Regions from separate parts of the Mus musculus genome. Here region 1 is linked to region 2. Evidence: chromatin loops called from intact Hi-C (ENCODE). Cell type or tissue: heart. All regions are shown on one strand. Each heading gives the region's core, and the rest is flanking DNA. Links, peaks and the distances in the headings are about the cores only.

Region 1 (8,660 bases), core at 2,955-5,454, 51 kb after region 2:
TTTCTTTTTCTTTTTCAAGACAGGGTTTCTCTGTGTAGCCTCGGCTGTCCTGGAACTCACTTATAAAGTGAGACCAAGCTGGGCTCAAAAGTTAAGGATGCACCTGTCCCTGCCCATTAAGGGCTGGGATTAAAAGTGTGCACCAGTATGCCCGCAACGTTGCCATTTTATTTTTAATTTTATTTATTCATTCATTTATTTATTTATTCATTTATTTATTTATTTATTTATTTATTTATTTTTGGTTTTTCAAGACAGTGTTTCTCTGTATAGCCCTGGCTGCCCTGGAACTCGCTTTGTAGACCAGGCTGGCCTCAAACTCAGAAATCCACCTGCCTCTGCCTCCTGAGTGCTGGGATTAAAGTCGTGCGCCACCACGCCCAGCTCTTATTTTTTTTATAGTGTACAGTGTATGTGTGTGTGTGTGTGTGTGTGTAGAGGCCAGCGGATCTATTTTGTTGTCTTCCTCTGTGTGTCTTATCATATTTTTTAAACAATTTTTCTCATTGAATCTCATCGCAGCATGATATTTCTGACTAGCTGGGCAGTATGCCCCTGAGTTGGTTACTATTGCACCTTTTTATTTTTGTATAAGCACTTTTCTGCACATATGTAAGTACATCATGTTTATGTCTGGTACCTGAGGCCAGAAGGTACACAGCCAGACTCATACACCAGAGTTCAGTTAAAATAAGATTTTCACAGATCTACGGTACAGCACTGTGCTTGCATGTAACAGTATTGTACACTAAAAGCCTGTAAGCATGTTGAATTTCCTTCTGAGATGTAGTTGAGTCATTTAACCTCAGATGGGGCCTGTAATGTTTTAGAATTACCATAGATATACTGTTATAAACATTTAACATAGAAAGGTATTTGTGAAAAAGAATTGTTTGAGCCATTTATATAGAATTTTTTTGGAATTTAGACCTTTTTAAGTTATGTACTTAAAATAAATCTTTTCCTCCTTAGGAACGAATGATCACACACTTTGAAAGGTCAAAGATGGAGTAAATAATGGGAAACTGCCATAGAAGATGGCTTGTATCAGGGAAGAGACAGCTTGCGTGTCAGTCTTCTGCACTGCTCCGTGGGATTAAAGGAGGCAATGACATCTGTTCCTGATCTCTGTGCATGGGAGCTGGGGAGAGGTGTCAGCCAAGGAGAGCAGCTTACTGAAACATATCCACGGGATGAGAAAAACCTACCGGCTTCTTTACATCATCGACACCCTTTCCCTCCCAACCCCATCAACAGCTGTTTTTGCAAGCTACATGTTGTCCCTGAACTTTCTATTCCATTGTTTAATCTGTCAAACTAGGAAGTTTAAAGTTTATGAAAGGACTGTGTCATTTACACCATAATTTGTCATCTCTAGGAGCAACTGCCTGTGATTTTATTTATTTAGGAAGTTGGTAATGGGAGAAATTATCATTTATTTTTGAGTTTCCTGAGAAGTCAAGATTACATCTTGCAGAAGTAGTTTGTGGGGAATAGGCCCTTTTGAGTTAAGGAACTATAGATCTATCAGTGACCAAGAGGGAATGGGGTGGGCAGAAAGCGAGAGAAACTTACATGTGATTCAAAATCAAGTGCAATTTTGTTTACAAATGGTGTATATTAAAGATTTTTCTATTTCAGATGTGCTTTAAAGAGAAATACTAACTCTTCTGACATCTGATATTATGACACATCCCATTGCTGGCAATGTGGTGCACACTCCAAAACTTTTAAGTACCATTTAGTCAGCCTCCAAGGGCAGCATTGCAGTCACAGGCCATGCTTGGTTTCCCTTCATGCCATTCTTTGGGATTACACCAGATGCCAAGAGGCACTCTGTGTACGTGCTGTGATTATTCGCCCTGCAAGAGGGATTATCATGCTTCAGAAGGGGAGCTTACAGAGAGGGGACAGGTCCCGTTGCTTTACAAGCAGGTATTCTTGCATGAAGTGGTATGGAGGCCCTAGACTGCTGCTGCTGCTTTTTTTTTTTTTTTTTTTTTTTTTTTTTTTTTTTTTACAGATTGAGGGTTCTAGTTTCTGATGTTGGCTTGGAGACGGCCTATAACATCACCAGGGATGGGTTCACTTGAAGCACTGTATTTCAGTTTTGATCGTTTTATCCAGTTTTGCCTTCCCTAAATTTTTGTTCTACATGAAAAGTTCATGCCACTTTTTAATATAAAAATTTTAACAAAACTAGTGTCTCTCTCATTTATTTCAAATTTTCCCTTCACACCCTTCTTTCAGACCCTAGTAGAGACTTTCTTTCCATGACTTTTACTACAGATTATCTTATTTTCTGTTGAAACATATGACACACCAGAGGAGGGCACCAGATCTCATTATAGATGGCTGTGAGCCACCATGTGGTTGCTGGGAACTGAACTCAGGACCTCTGGAAGAGCAGTCAGTGCTCTTAACCTCTGAGCCATCTCTCCAGCCCATTTTATTTTTATTTATTTATTTTTTAAAATACAACCCAGAGCAACCTTCCCAGGAGTGCCAGTAGGCTGGGCTTTCCCATATCAATTATTAATCAAGAAAATGCCCCCACAGAATTGCCTACAGGCTAATCTGATGGAGACATTCCTTTTAACTGAATTTCCTAAGTAACTCTAGCTTATATCATGTTGACAAAAAGCTAACCAGCACATCATAGTAAAATGTTAATAGCATTTAGGGAACATTTCTCTACAGCTTTTTGCTGTGGTGGCTTTTTGAAATCTACCTTAGGTAGAACCCTTAAAGAACAATAATAGGAAATAAGGTATTGTCTTAAGGTTTTACTGTTGTGAACAGACACCATGACCAAGGCAAGTCTTATAAGAAACATTTGATCAGTTGATCCCATTCTGGATTGATTGAGTCAAACGGATGTTTTAGTAATGTCTCCAGGTGCAGTGGCCTGAAACATTTGATCAGTTGATCCCATTCTGGATTGATTGAATCAAACGGATGTTTTAGTAATGTCTCCAGGTGCAGTGGCCTGGAGGCCAGGACAATGACTCTGTAAAGTGTTTGCCACACAGCATGAGGATCCGGGTTCGTTTGGATCCGTGTCATCCATGTGACAAAGCTAGTGCCCTTAACACTGAGACTAGAGACAGGTGGGTCCCTGGAGCTTACTGGCTTGCCAGTGAGCTAGGCTGGCTAGTTGTAAAAGGGGTGGATATGTCTCAGAAACGAGCAAACAAAAACACAGGCCATTTCTCATAATGTGGAAAACAGCTGAGGAAGACATCTATCTGACCTCTGACCTGAAACATTGGTCAGTAACAGTGGCTCGCCAGAAGTGCTTACCAGATTGCATCTTCATTAATGTATCTGACCTTTGGGCGGGCTTCTCTAACATCTCTTGCAGGTAGATTCTGAGGTTGCTTCCCAACATCCTCCAGTGCACACATAACAGTCCCGTATGCAATCCCTAGGGGATTATGCCCGGGCTAAGGAACATTAGCCTATAATGGCTTTCCTGTTCAAGTGTATGAACTTACTTGAGTTCATACTACTCTCCAAAGTTTGAGTAAAGTTGGAATGAGGTCTGAGCCTGAATTTTTCAAAACTTGCTTGACTAGGCACTAGGAGAGAATCACTGGTCTACAGCTTTAACAATGTAAACCTAAGGTACAACTAAGAATTAGCTGAAATGTAATGATGGTACTGAAGCAATCTATTGACTGGCTAGAGTGTGTCAGACTTGACAGATGTTCACGATTCTAAGCAATCTTATTTTGAAGAAGGTTTTGCAGAGTATGAAAGTAAGGCCTGCAACAATCTATTTCCAAAGAAAAAGAAAAGCCAAATTTCCTAAGTGGTATATCTCCAACCCAAGACTGACGCCAAGGCAGAAGTTCCTTTTTCCTCCGTGGTTGGGAGGGCTGGTTTTTGAGACAGGGCCTCATGTATCCTAGGCTGGCTTCAAACTTGATACGTACTGAAGATAACTCTGAACCTCCTGCGTCCTGGGATGTCAGGCTGCCATCTCTCCTGACACGCAGCCCAGTGAGCTAAATTCCTCTTTATCGCGAGGTCTTCACTAAGTTGACTGCCTAAAATCAGTTTCTCGGGCTGGCGAGATGGTTCAGTGGTTAAGAGCACTGACTGCACTTCCAAAGGTCCTGAGTTCAATTCCCAGCAACCACATGGTGGCTCACAACCATCTGTAATGGGGTCTGATGCCCTCTTCTGGTGTGTCTAAAGACAGCTATAGTGTACTCATATAAATAAAACAAATAAATAAATCTTTAAAAAAAAAAAAAAAAAGATCAGTTTCTCTTCTACCACCACAAACACCAAGGGACTCTGAGCAGCTGGTATGGATGTGAACTCGGGTTGGGGGCGGAGCTTCTGCTGCGGAAGGGGCGGGCTTAAGGCAACAGGAAGTCCGGCGGCGAGGATGGAGTTGTTGCTGAAGGCCCTGTAGCAGGGGTCCCTGGTGGAATACGAGTCTTCCCTGTTTTCGGACGGCAGGCTCCTCCCAGCAGCAGGGGCGGGACAGTGGCGGTGAAGCTCCCGCAGCCATGCATGACGCTTTCGAGCCGGTGCCGATCCTGGAAAAGCTTCCCCTGCAGATCGACTGCCTGGCTGCCTGGGGTGAGCCGCGGGGCCTCGGGTCAGGGAGGCAGCGGCCCCTCACGCCGAGCTATAGAGAGGCAAGGCGTCTGACCCTGTGGGTGGGCTGCGGACGCAGGCTGTCAGAGAGGGCGGACGTGACTGGACCCCGGGCGGCTTGCGTGATTGCTAAGGACAGTCCATTTGTGGACGCTCCGCGCTCTCTCTTGTGCGCTATGCAGTTGGAGGCTGAGCTCACATTATTAATGTGCTCTGTTGGGGCCCATTTCGGTTCCCAAGAAGTCTTGAGTGAAAAGGGCAAAGCCTGCCAGGTGCTTCACCTTGTTAAATGATTGCGGTGTGTTCTAGGTGACAGACAATGTTAGCACCGTATGCTTCAGAGCATTTAGTGTTCACTTAGTTTATTTTTCCTTTTAGTAGTTAGCTCATATAACTACCTTATGTCGTGAGGTGCCCAAGTTACCTGACTGAAGTGGAAGAGCATCATAACAGATTGCTGTGAAACCTGACCCATGCGACCTTGTATACTTTTTCTTGGGATTGACCAATGCAGAAAGCAAGGTCAGCATCCTTCATGTTTTCTGGAGTTCAAGAACGTAAATCTTGGCTCTCAGGCTACATCGAGTGCTTTTCTATGCATCGTTATTACCCATAACAGGCTACGTAAAAATAATTCAGTCTTTTCTGTTAATGTCCATGCCCTAAATATCAAGAAACATCAAGGGCCCATACAAAGGTAAAGTTCAGAATCTGTACGTAGAGTTTACCCTAAGGAAGGCACCACGATGGACCACAAGGAAATGTTGATGGTGACCAGTGTGCCGAGCATCTGTTGCTAGCGCTTCCCAGGCATCCTTGCAGGTTCTTTGTGGCCTCCTTAGAGGGATTCACATCTTTTTTTTTTTTTTTTCCCTGTGCTCTTCTTTGAGCAGCCCCTAGCCTCTGTAAAATAGTACCTCCAATGTAAACTGATGTAGTCCTTTGAATTAGGGAGAGAATAGAACCCAATTTCCTACAGCCATCTCAAGAAAACCTCATTTCCTGGAGGAAAGTGCTCTCAATAGAGAATAATACATGGAGGGGTTCATTTCTCTTTTGTTTCATTAAATATGTTCTGGATACCCACCTGTACCGTTCTCTCTACTATGGACAGGAATACAAGGATGAATGAGAAATAGTATCTGTGTACCCAGAACACTTTGGGGGTCAAAAGCATGAGGACAGGTTATGACACCAGATAGATGATACCAGAAGTGTGTGCTACCTATTTCAACACGTAGGGCAGGTATTCAGTTCAGTCTAAGGCAGAACATCCAAGCAAGATGAGTGCAACTGCCTGCCACACACTTGCCTTAGCGTGTCACAGTCATTGACTGCTCCTCTGAGAGAGACTCATTGACTCCACATTGTCAGAGTAAAGAGGCCACTTAGCTCAGCTCCTCAAGACCAGCTTGGGAATGATAAGTGGCTTTTGTCCTGCTTTGACCCCACACCAAACAGGAGAAATGCCCGGTCCCCTCGGCTACTAAGGTCGCTGCTGGAGTACAGGAAGGTTGTTCACTTTCAGGCTTTAGATAATAACTATTGCTGCTTTAGCACTAGCAATTATTGCTACTTCTAGTCATTGTACCTTTTGTGTATGTTGGTCTGGAAAGTTCATCTAGCAATCAGAACATGAAGACCCAGACAAAATTTAAGCTGAAAGACTGGCATAATCTGTCTCTCTTGTGGGCAACAGAAATGAGGACATTGAAGGTTTCCTTGAGCTCCAGTTATAGAATCCAGCTGCCTTTTTGGCATTGGGATGTCTAATAGCATGACCCTAACAAGACAATTTTTGGGGTTTTGATGTCTTTTAAAAAATGTTAAAAAGCGCAGAAATATTATGAGAATATATTTCTGATTTAATCCCAGGTTTGTAGTATGGGGCCGCTTCAGACTGTCCACTGCAGCTGACTATGATTTGCCTTATGCATGGGGTGTGATTTTGCCTTTGGTTCTGCAATTGTGTGACCTTTGGAATTCTGGGGACTTTCAGAGGGTACATGAATGCTAGGGCCCCAAGAGGATTGTTGTTTGGTGGTTGACTCTTTTCTGTCTTGGTTTGTTAAGTAGTAGTTGCAAACAAAGAAAGAAAAAATTAGTTATCTTGAAGGCAAAGATCAAACTTGCCCTAATCAGCAGGATGTAGTCTGTCAAGAATGTCACCTCCTTTCCTTTTAATCCTTTATCTCTCCTATCTAGTGTTAGTGGGTTGAAAGAGTGGAAGAAAGGGTGGAAGAGAGAAGAACCCACCAAGTAGTAAAAGACAAGCTACACCCCCTGGCCCCCTAAACTTCATATTAAACAATGGAGCCAAGGATGTTGTTTATCTGTCAGTATCTCTTGCTTGGCAGCCTAGGCTGGTTTAAACTCAGTGAAGTCCTCCTGCCTTAGTGGTCCCAGTGTTGGGCTTATAGGCACAAACTACCATGTCTGGCAAAATAGTGTTTTCAGATTGTTTCATTTTCTGACATCTTTCCCACTCCTCCTCTTTGGCCCCTGTGCTCCCCACCCCACACACACTCTGGGGATTTAACCCAGAGTTTATGTCTCACACTAGGAGATGCTCTCCTACTGAGCCACAGTTCCATCCTCCTCAGACATCCATGATAAAGAAATAGGGTTTAAACAAAAGCTAACTACCTTTCTTTGGGCTCTTTTTAGAGGAATGGCTTCTTGTTGGAACCAAGCAAGGGCATCTTCTTCTCTACAGGATTCGGAAGGATGTTGGTGAGTGTCAGACCGATGGCTTGGGATGTGATCGAAAGCTCTAACTAGTCAGCTTTACCAGTTAGCCAGTGTACGGGTGTAAAAACAGATTCCTGGCCATAAAGGGGTGCCTAGGCTCAGGGGCTGTGGGGAAATAGGGAGAAACATGAGAATCTCCTGGGATTTGTTTAATAAGTGGTTTCTTAGCTTCCTCTGGTAGGTAGAGCAAAATACCGGCCTCCTTCTTATAGAGGTGATTCACTACCTAATAAGAAATGTTTCTGATGGAATAGAATCCTGTATAAGTGCTATATAGTGGTAGGCAAAAAGAACAGTAGCCATTGATGGGGATTGCACTTGCTTATGAGGATAGGCTAGGAGGAGCGGATCTGGGCTTATGCCCAGTTTTACTTCTTGGTTATGTGACTGGTGAGACCTTTCTGATACTAGCATTGTCATTTGTAAACTTTGACAAAGTTGTTGGAAGCGCATAAATAGTAGTCTTGAAAAGCCTTTGAAAATGAAAGTTCTTATGGTGACTTTGTCAGTAATAATGTAAAATAATAGCTAAAGTATTTGAAATACATTCTGTTAAAGACTACCCCCCTCTTCTGGTTTTACATCTGTACTTTTCCTTATGGAAGCTAGATATTTAGGAGGCTGGAGAGCGCCTGACTGCAGCATGTGTCATGCAGCCTTGTCAGTGTGTGTGTGTGTGTGTGTGTGTGTGTGTGTGTGTGTGTGTGTGTGTGTGGTGTCTTCATGTGTGAATATGATTATGTATCCATACATACGTACCTGATCCCCTAGGGCTGGAGTTATAGGTGGTTGTCAGCTGGCAGACATGAATGCTGAGAGGTAAACTCCAGCCCTCTGCAAGAGCAGCAAGTACTCCTAGCCATGAGCCGTCTCTCCAGCCCCAGCAAGTACATCGGTTTTAGGTTTACTCTCTATTTCCTTAGTGACTTAGGTTAAAAGTAAAAAAAGTCTTTCCAGCCAGGTGTGGTGACTTCATGCCTCTAATTGCAGCATGTAGAAAGCTGAGGCAGGAGGATTGTTGCAAGTTCAAGACTAGCCTGGACTACATAATTAGTTTCAGGTATGCAGGCCCATGGCTATCTCAGGAAAATGTATGTGTGTTGTTGAGGTGTGAGATGCACTGGCTGGTTTTTTTTCATGGCATATTAAGTTTTGCCCGAAAGACTAGATTTTCAAACCCCTTGGGATAGTGAGTAAATATTTCCTGTATTTTGCTTTGCTTTTTTTGTTTGGTTTTGGTTTTGTTTTGTTTGTTTGTTTTTGAGGCAGGGTCTTGCTATGTAACCCTTGCTGTC
Region 2 (6,201 bases), core at 1-2,500:
AGCAAATAGCAAGCATTCAAGGAAGTGCTTTAAAACCTAAGTGAAGCCATCAAAGCTAGAAGGTTGTTTTTGGAGTCCGTTCTTGGGGGGAGCAATTGCCCTTTACCTGATTTCCTCTTTCTCAGCTGCTTCCATGGCACAAGGATGTTAACTCTGCCTGACTCCTAACTCTCAGGCCACAGTCTCAGGCGATCTTTAAAAAAACGGTGACAAGCAGGCTTGCTAAATTATAACCCGTACTTCATCACAGTCAAGAGTCCCCTTCGGGCAGAAGCCAATCTTAATTTTTTTTCATCTGGTATTATCTCAAGCGTAAACCAGCGTCTTTACAGGGATAAAGTACTTGGTAAATATTTCTAGGTTGAGAGTGGCTGATGAACTTTGCTTTTATTGGCGGAGATGTGCTCGCTGCCCTAGAGGTTAAAATCTAAGAGTGTGAGAAACAGGAAGCACCACCAATAAGGGTCAGTCTTAGTGGCTGTCACTCTACAATACCGAAAGCTGACCTGATCTCTCCTCACTTTTAGTTTCGAATGGGGAGTACAGTCTGGATCACTGCTGGACGCTGATGTCGCCTGTCAAACTATGCTGCAGCTGCCCCACAGTCTTTCAGGGTCAAAAGGGACTTTGGAGCTAATGAATCGTTTCTACTTCAGCCCCGTCACATTCCAGGCTCTGTTGCCACAGCTCGACAGCCAGAGAACTCAGTACTTGATGTCAATCATGCATCCAGTGTGCGCGCTTCTACAGACGTCTGGCCTGCGCCTGACCTTGACTTGGAAAGGATGAGGGGCGGGAAGAAGCAGGAAAAGCAAAGCCTTGGCCGCTGCACTGAGTTCCTTTAAGGGCTGGAAGAACAGAGGGAAGCACTAGACCTCAAAACTCTGCTAGTTCACCTCCAGGCCACGATCGCAGGGAAACAGGAGGACGCCTGCGCAGTAGACTCAAAGTTTCTGGGGCGCTCTGAGCGTCTGTGGGAAGAAGCACAGTTTCAAGGACCCGGATAATCCCGCCCACAAAGTAGCGCCGGAAGAGGGTGGGACGAGCCGGAAGAAGGCGGAACTACCTAGCCGGAAGAAGGCTCAATACTTTGGGTAGGCGCTTCATGGCTGTGAAGATGGCGGTGGCTGCGTGGCTTCAGGTGTCTCCTGTTATTTTTCTTCTTTTAGGGGCGCAGCCGTTCCCATTATCGTTTCTTGGTGCAGGTCCGGCACCCGTGTTTGCTGCAGATAGATCGAAGTGGCACATTCCGATGCCGTCGGTGAGTGTTGGGGTCGCTACTGAGCCTGAAGGGGGTAAGAGGTGGGGCTACGGTGGCCCAAGGGGTCCAGGAAGATTTCTGGAAAGTCGGGTTCCCAAAGTGAGTGGAATACCCAGAGCGTCCGTGTAGCTGCCGACGGGATCCCACCTGCCCTGAGCTGAGAGCTGAGCTATTTGCTGTAGGCGAGGAGTGTCAGGGGCCAAGCGTGTTCTTACCGGGAAAGTAACAGAACTTTAAGCATGGAACAGGAGAGAAACTTAATACACAGGGAGAGATAGTAGTTTCTCTTTCAGCTAGAATGTTACAAAATCCAGTACTAGGGCTGGATGAAAGGGAGATGTGAATAGAAGTCTTTATTTTTAACTCGTGTGTGTGTGTTTGTAAAAATAGTCCTACGGATGAAGGGTTTTGATTTGGTTTAAACTTGGAAACGTCTTTTGTGATTAGGGGACTTGGAGATTCAAAAATGCATTTTAACATGGGAATAGCCAAAACGAAACAATTCTAAAATGTTGTGTAGTAAGGATAGTCTTTTGTTTGGATAGTTAACTGATAAGTCGACCCATTTTAGAATCTCGTTTGACTTAGTACAGTACTTTGAACCAGAAAAACCAGATTTTGGTGAGAACTGCTTTAAAAACCATTAGCCATTTCGTTGACCTTTTTGCCTTTTTTTTTTTTTTGTCCTGTTCACTGTACATTTATATGGCAAATATTACAGGTTGTATTCATGTTGGTAAAGGGTTTTGGGCTTTGAGTTGTAGTTTTCTGTTTGTTACTGAAATGATTAATAGTTAAGTCCTTTTACATGTAAAAGTAAAACTGCTGAAAGTTTATTCAAAAGTCGGTTGTTCTGAGGGATGATTCGTGAGTAAAAAAGGAACTGTCCAGCTCAAGCCACTTTGAAGTTAGGTTGAAATTTGTAGCAGCCTCCCACTCAAGAGTCCCTGCTCTGTGGCCTGTAGGGAGCGGCAAGAGCCAATAGTTAGGATATGACTGACTTTCACTAAAGAAAATGTTGTTACTGTCTTTTTGATTAAGAAAATTTTGAATATTTTATAAATGTAGGTATTCATATTCTGCCTTGAAAATCGAAATGCCCTGATGTTAATTATCTTCCCTTTATCTTTTCAGGGGAAAGGTTATTTTAATTTTGGAAAGATTCTTTTCAGAAATACTACCATCTTACTGAAATGTGAGTTTCTAAACTTCATTGAGTTATTCGGATCTTTTAAACTTAGAAAATTATTCTCTACCCTAGTTTGCTTCTGTGTGCGCGCGCGCATTTGTGTGCATGTAGGAACATGTATGCATGTGTGTGAAGGTCAGAGGTCAGTTACTTGTGTCTTCCTCAGTTGCTGTCAGCCCTGTTTTTTGAGACAAGGACTCTCTCCTTGAACTTGGAGCTTGAGGTTTGGCTAGACTGGCTGACCAGCCAGCCTCAGGGATCTTCTTGCCCGCTTCTTTGGCACTGGAATTACAGGCATGGATTTTTACATGGATGCTAGGAATCTGAACTCAGGTGCTGATGCTTGCTGTGACAGGCAGGCATCTTACCAACAAAGCCATCTCCCTAGCCCCTTAATGTATTTTTAAGTCCAGAACTTTAATAACCTGGCACTGTTTAGATAAAAATATTTAATTTATAAGTCCTATCTGTGAGCAATATTCTGAGTACTTATATGAATTTTTATTGTCTTATTGTTTTTCAGTTTGCTGTTATGTATAGATACACTATTATATGTAGCTTATATTATATATTTGTATTACATACTTAATGTATACTTTATTGAATTCATATTGGCTGTATGTTATACAGTGTGTATGTATATTTATGTACATAAATTATATTTTTAATCATAGTTAAGTTGAATTATATTTAATTTTGTTTGTAGAGTGCTTACATCATTTTTAGATCTGTTCTGAGTCAGGACAAGATTTTGTGCTTGTGTGCTTGTTAGCTATTTACTGAAAACATGGCCCAAGATTGTGAGACCATTGACTAAGATACTCAGTATGTTTACCAAGGGAGTGTTTAACACTTCAAGGAACATTGAGTTCAAGGATATTACCAGGAAATAGGGACTGTATAGAAGAAAGCCAGTTTTTCTAGTGAGAGAAACAAAAGATCTGAAGCCAAACTGTGCTCTGTTTTTGAGATGGGGATAGTATTCTAGATCATCACTGTCATGTGACTTTGTTTGTTTGTTTGGAGACAGAGTTTTTCTCTGTAGCTTTGTGACTGTCTTGGAATTCACTCTGTACACCAGGCTAGCCTGGAACTCACCGAGATCCATCTATCTTTGCCCCTGCAAGTGCTGGGATTAAAGGTGGTGCACCACCACGGTCTACCAGGCTTCTCTGGTTTTTGAAATAGGTTCTTACTATGTAGCCCAAGGCCAGCCTTAGGTTCAGTTTCTCAAGTGCTAGGATTATTAGACATGAACTACTAAATCTTGGTTCATGTGTTTTGTTTTGTTTTGAGCATGCCTTTACCTTGAAAATGCAATTAAATTGGGTGATTGTATTCTTTAGTTTAATAAGTGGTTGTAAAATAACTTTTGTGTGCTGAGTACTTATAGGTACCAGAGAAGTGGTAGAAAAACTCTCTTCTGTCACTGGGCTTCCACTCCAGTGGGAGTGAAAGGAGCAGGTAAAATTCCTGTGAAGAATATACTCGTGATCCTTAGTTTTAATTGTCAACAGCACAACTCAGAGTAACTTGGGAAAAGAATCTCAATGAGGGGTTGTCTAGATCTGGTTGGTCAGTGGGTGTGTGTGTGGGATTGTGTTGATTATGTTAATCAGTGGGGGAAGTTCCAATCGAAATGTAAGCAGGGTTTGGGTCCTGAATTGTGTAGGAGAAATCTGAGTTGAACAGCATGAATGCATGCATTAATTCTCCCTCCGTGATTTGGGTGTGGATGTGATGTGATTAGCTGCCTCGAGTTCCTGCTGCCTTGACTTCACTCCAATGACTTTATACTAAAATAAACCCTTTCTTTCCCAAGTTATTTTTTGTCAGGATGTTTTTTCCAGCCACAGAAAAACACTTGGGATAATACCACATCTGTGAAAATGTCTCCTAATGACTTAAGTTGATTTGAACCAGTTTACTCTTGTCTTGTGAGGTTGGTTTTCTGGCTGTTACTCATAGCTGTGAGGAGTGGAAGCATGGAGTTGCTTAGCACAGCTTGAAGATTTGTGTTGTACTCCTCTATGTCTTTTCTAGTTTGTCTTTTTCTAATTTGTCTTTTTCTAGTTTGTTTTTGACCGCATGGTATTTCACCAAGTTTAACAATCTGCATATTTTAAAATGTGTACATTTTTTTTTGAAAGATCCAAGGCTCTTTAAATCTTGTTTTTAGTTTTTCTTTGTTATCTCCATAGTTTCTTTGATTTTATACTTTATGCTTATGGTGTATGCCTTCCATAGCTTAGGTAGGACCATGTTCTTGGTCTCTCAAGCCTTATAGTTCAAAGTTCTAAATATTGTCTTATCTGTCCTTTAATACTTACCTTACTTTATGTTTGAAACAAAATTCCCAGCATATCTTTTTTTGTTGTTATTTTAAAGATTTATTTACTATTATACATAAGTACACTGTAGCTGACTTCAGACACACCAGAAGAGGGCGTCAGATCTCATTAATGGGTGGTTGTTAGCCACCATGTGGTTGCTGGGATTTGAACTCAGAACCTTTGGAGGAGCACTCAGTGCTCTTACCCACTGAGCCATATTGCCAGCCCCCAGTATATCTTTTTTTAAAGACGTAAAAAAATCCATCCATCCATCCATCCATCTATCTATCTATCTATCTATCTATCTATCCATCCATCCACTTACTTTCTGTATCCTTGTGAATGAAGGCATTGCATGGTGTATGTGTGGAAGTTAGAAGCCACTTGCTAGAGTCTGTTGTCTTCTACCGTGTTTTATCGCATCCTGGGATAAAACTCAGCTCTTTAGACTTATTCCCTGACCCCATTTTGCTGGCCCTGTTTTTGGACTTTAAACAAGCAATCCCTATCTTTTTTGTTTGTTTGTTTGTTTGTTTGCTTGTTTTTTTAGACAGGGTTTCTCTGTATAGTCCTAGCTGTCCTGGCACTCACTTTGTAGACCAGGCTGGCCTTGAACTCAGAAATCCGCCTGCCTCTGCCTCTCAAGTGCTGGGATTAAAGGTGTGTGCCACCACTGCCTGGCTCATCCCTATCTTTTTATGTTCTCCCGTTACTAGCCAAATTATAATTTCCTTGATATCTTTTCCATAAGTTATCAGATGGTCAGAATTTTGCATATTCTAGTAGAGCTCTGCAAAAACTGTGCTAGATATTTAAAAATTAGTTTAGGGTCTGGAAAGATGGCACTAGTTACCCTTTCAGAGGACCCAGGTTTGATTCCAGCACCCACACATCAGTTTGTAATCATTTGTAACTCCAGTTCCAGGGGTCTGAAACCCTCTTCTGGCCTTTCTGAGCATCAGACTCATAAATGGTACATAGACAAAACAGGCAAAACAACCGTATACATAAAATAATAATTAAAAAAAACTTTTTTAAAGGTTATTTGAGAAAACCATTAAAAACAAAGCTAGAAACCTTTTATTTGCTTATTTTTATTATATTAACATTAATTAATTAACTAATTCATTAATTTTTGGTTTTTAAGAGAATCTCTCTATGTAGTTTGGTTATCCTAGGACTCACTATATAGACCAGGCAGGTTTGGAGCTCACAGAGATCTGCTTGCCTCTGTCTCCCAAGTGCTAGGATTCAAGATATGGGTTATAGCCTCCTGGTTGCATCTTTTGTAATGAATTAAAGTAGATTCCTGGGGCTGAAAAGATGGATTGGTGGTTAAGAGCACTTGTTCTTGCAGAAGACCCAAGTTCAATTCCCAGTACCCCAAATGGTGATTCACAACTGTTCATAACTCTAAT

The links. A loop is a pair of places that touch in the nucleus more often than their neighbours do. Peaks named below come from ENCODE experiments on the same cell type or tissue, not always from the same donor. Only the 100,000 strongest peaks of a DNase experiment are listed, where the experiment ranks them.
Region 1: a loop joins it to region 2, with 2.1 times the contacts of the local background. A loop is called at or near these places in 4 of 42 quality-filtered maps.

Annotation. Positions count from the first base shown.
Region 1 is chr2:120,348,851-120,357,510 of GRCm38, reverse strand. It overlaps Vps39 (VPS39 HOPS complex subunit), which reads left to right and starts at 4,374. Exons shown (of 25, transcript NM_178851.4): 1 at 4,374-4,596; 2 at 7,282-7,347. The coding sequence starts at 4,524. Tmem87a (transmembrane protein 87A) reads left to right here. Exons shown (of 20, transcript NM_001110496.1): 20 at 973-2,202. The coding sequence ends at 1,014. In heart, for the core only: a CTCF peak has its summit at 4,199 (motif pointing left); a DNase peak (open chromatin) is centred at 4,400; H3K4me3 peaks cover 1,477 bases; H3K27ac peaks cover 933 bases.
Region 2 is chr2:120,398,965-120,405,165 of GRCm38, reverse strand. Tmem87a (transmembrane protein 87A) reads left to right here and starts at 1,050. Exons shown (of 20, transcript NM_001110496.1): 1 at 1,050-1,261; 2 at 2,396-2,456. The coding sequence starts at 1,106. It overlaps Ganc (glucosidase, alpha; neutral C), which reads right to left and starts at 1,270. Exons shown (of 24, transcript NM_172672.2): 1 at 107-1,270. The coding sequence starts at 135. In heart, for the core only: no CTCF peak of the experiment used is centred there; DNase peaks (open chromatin) are centred at 505 and 1,015; H3K4me3 peaks cover 2,359 bases; H3K27ac peaks cover 1,870 bases.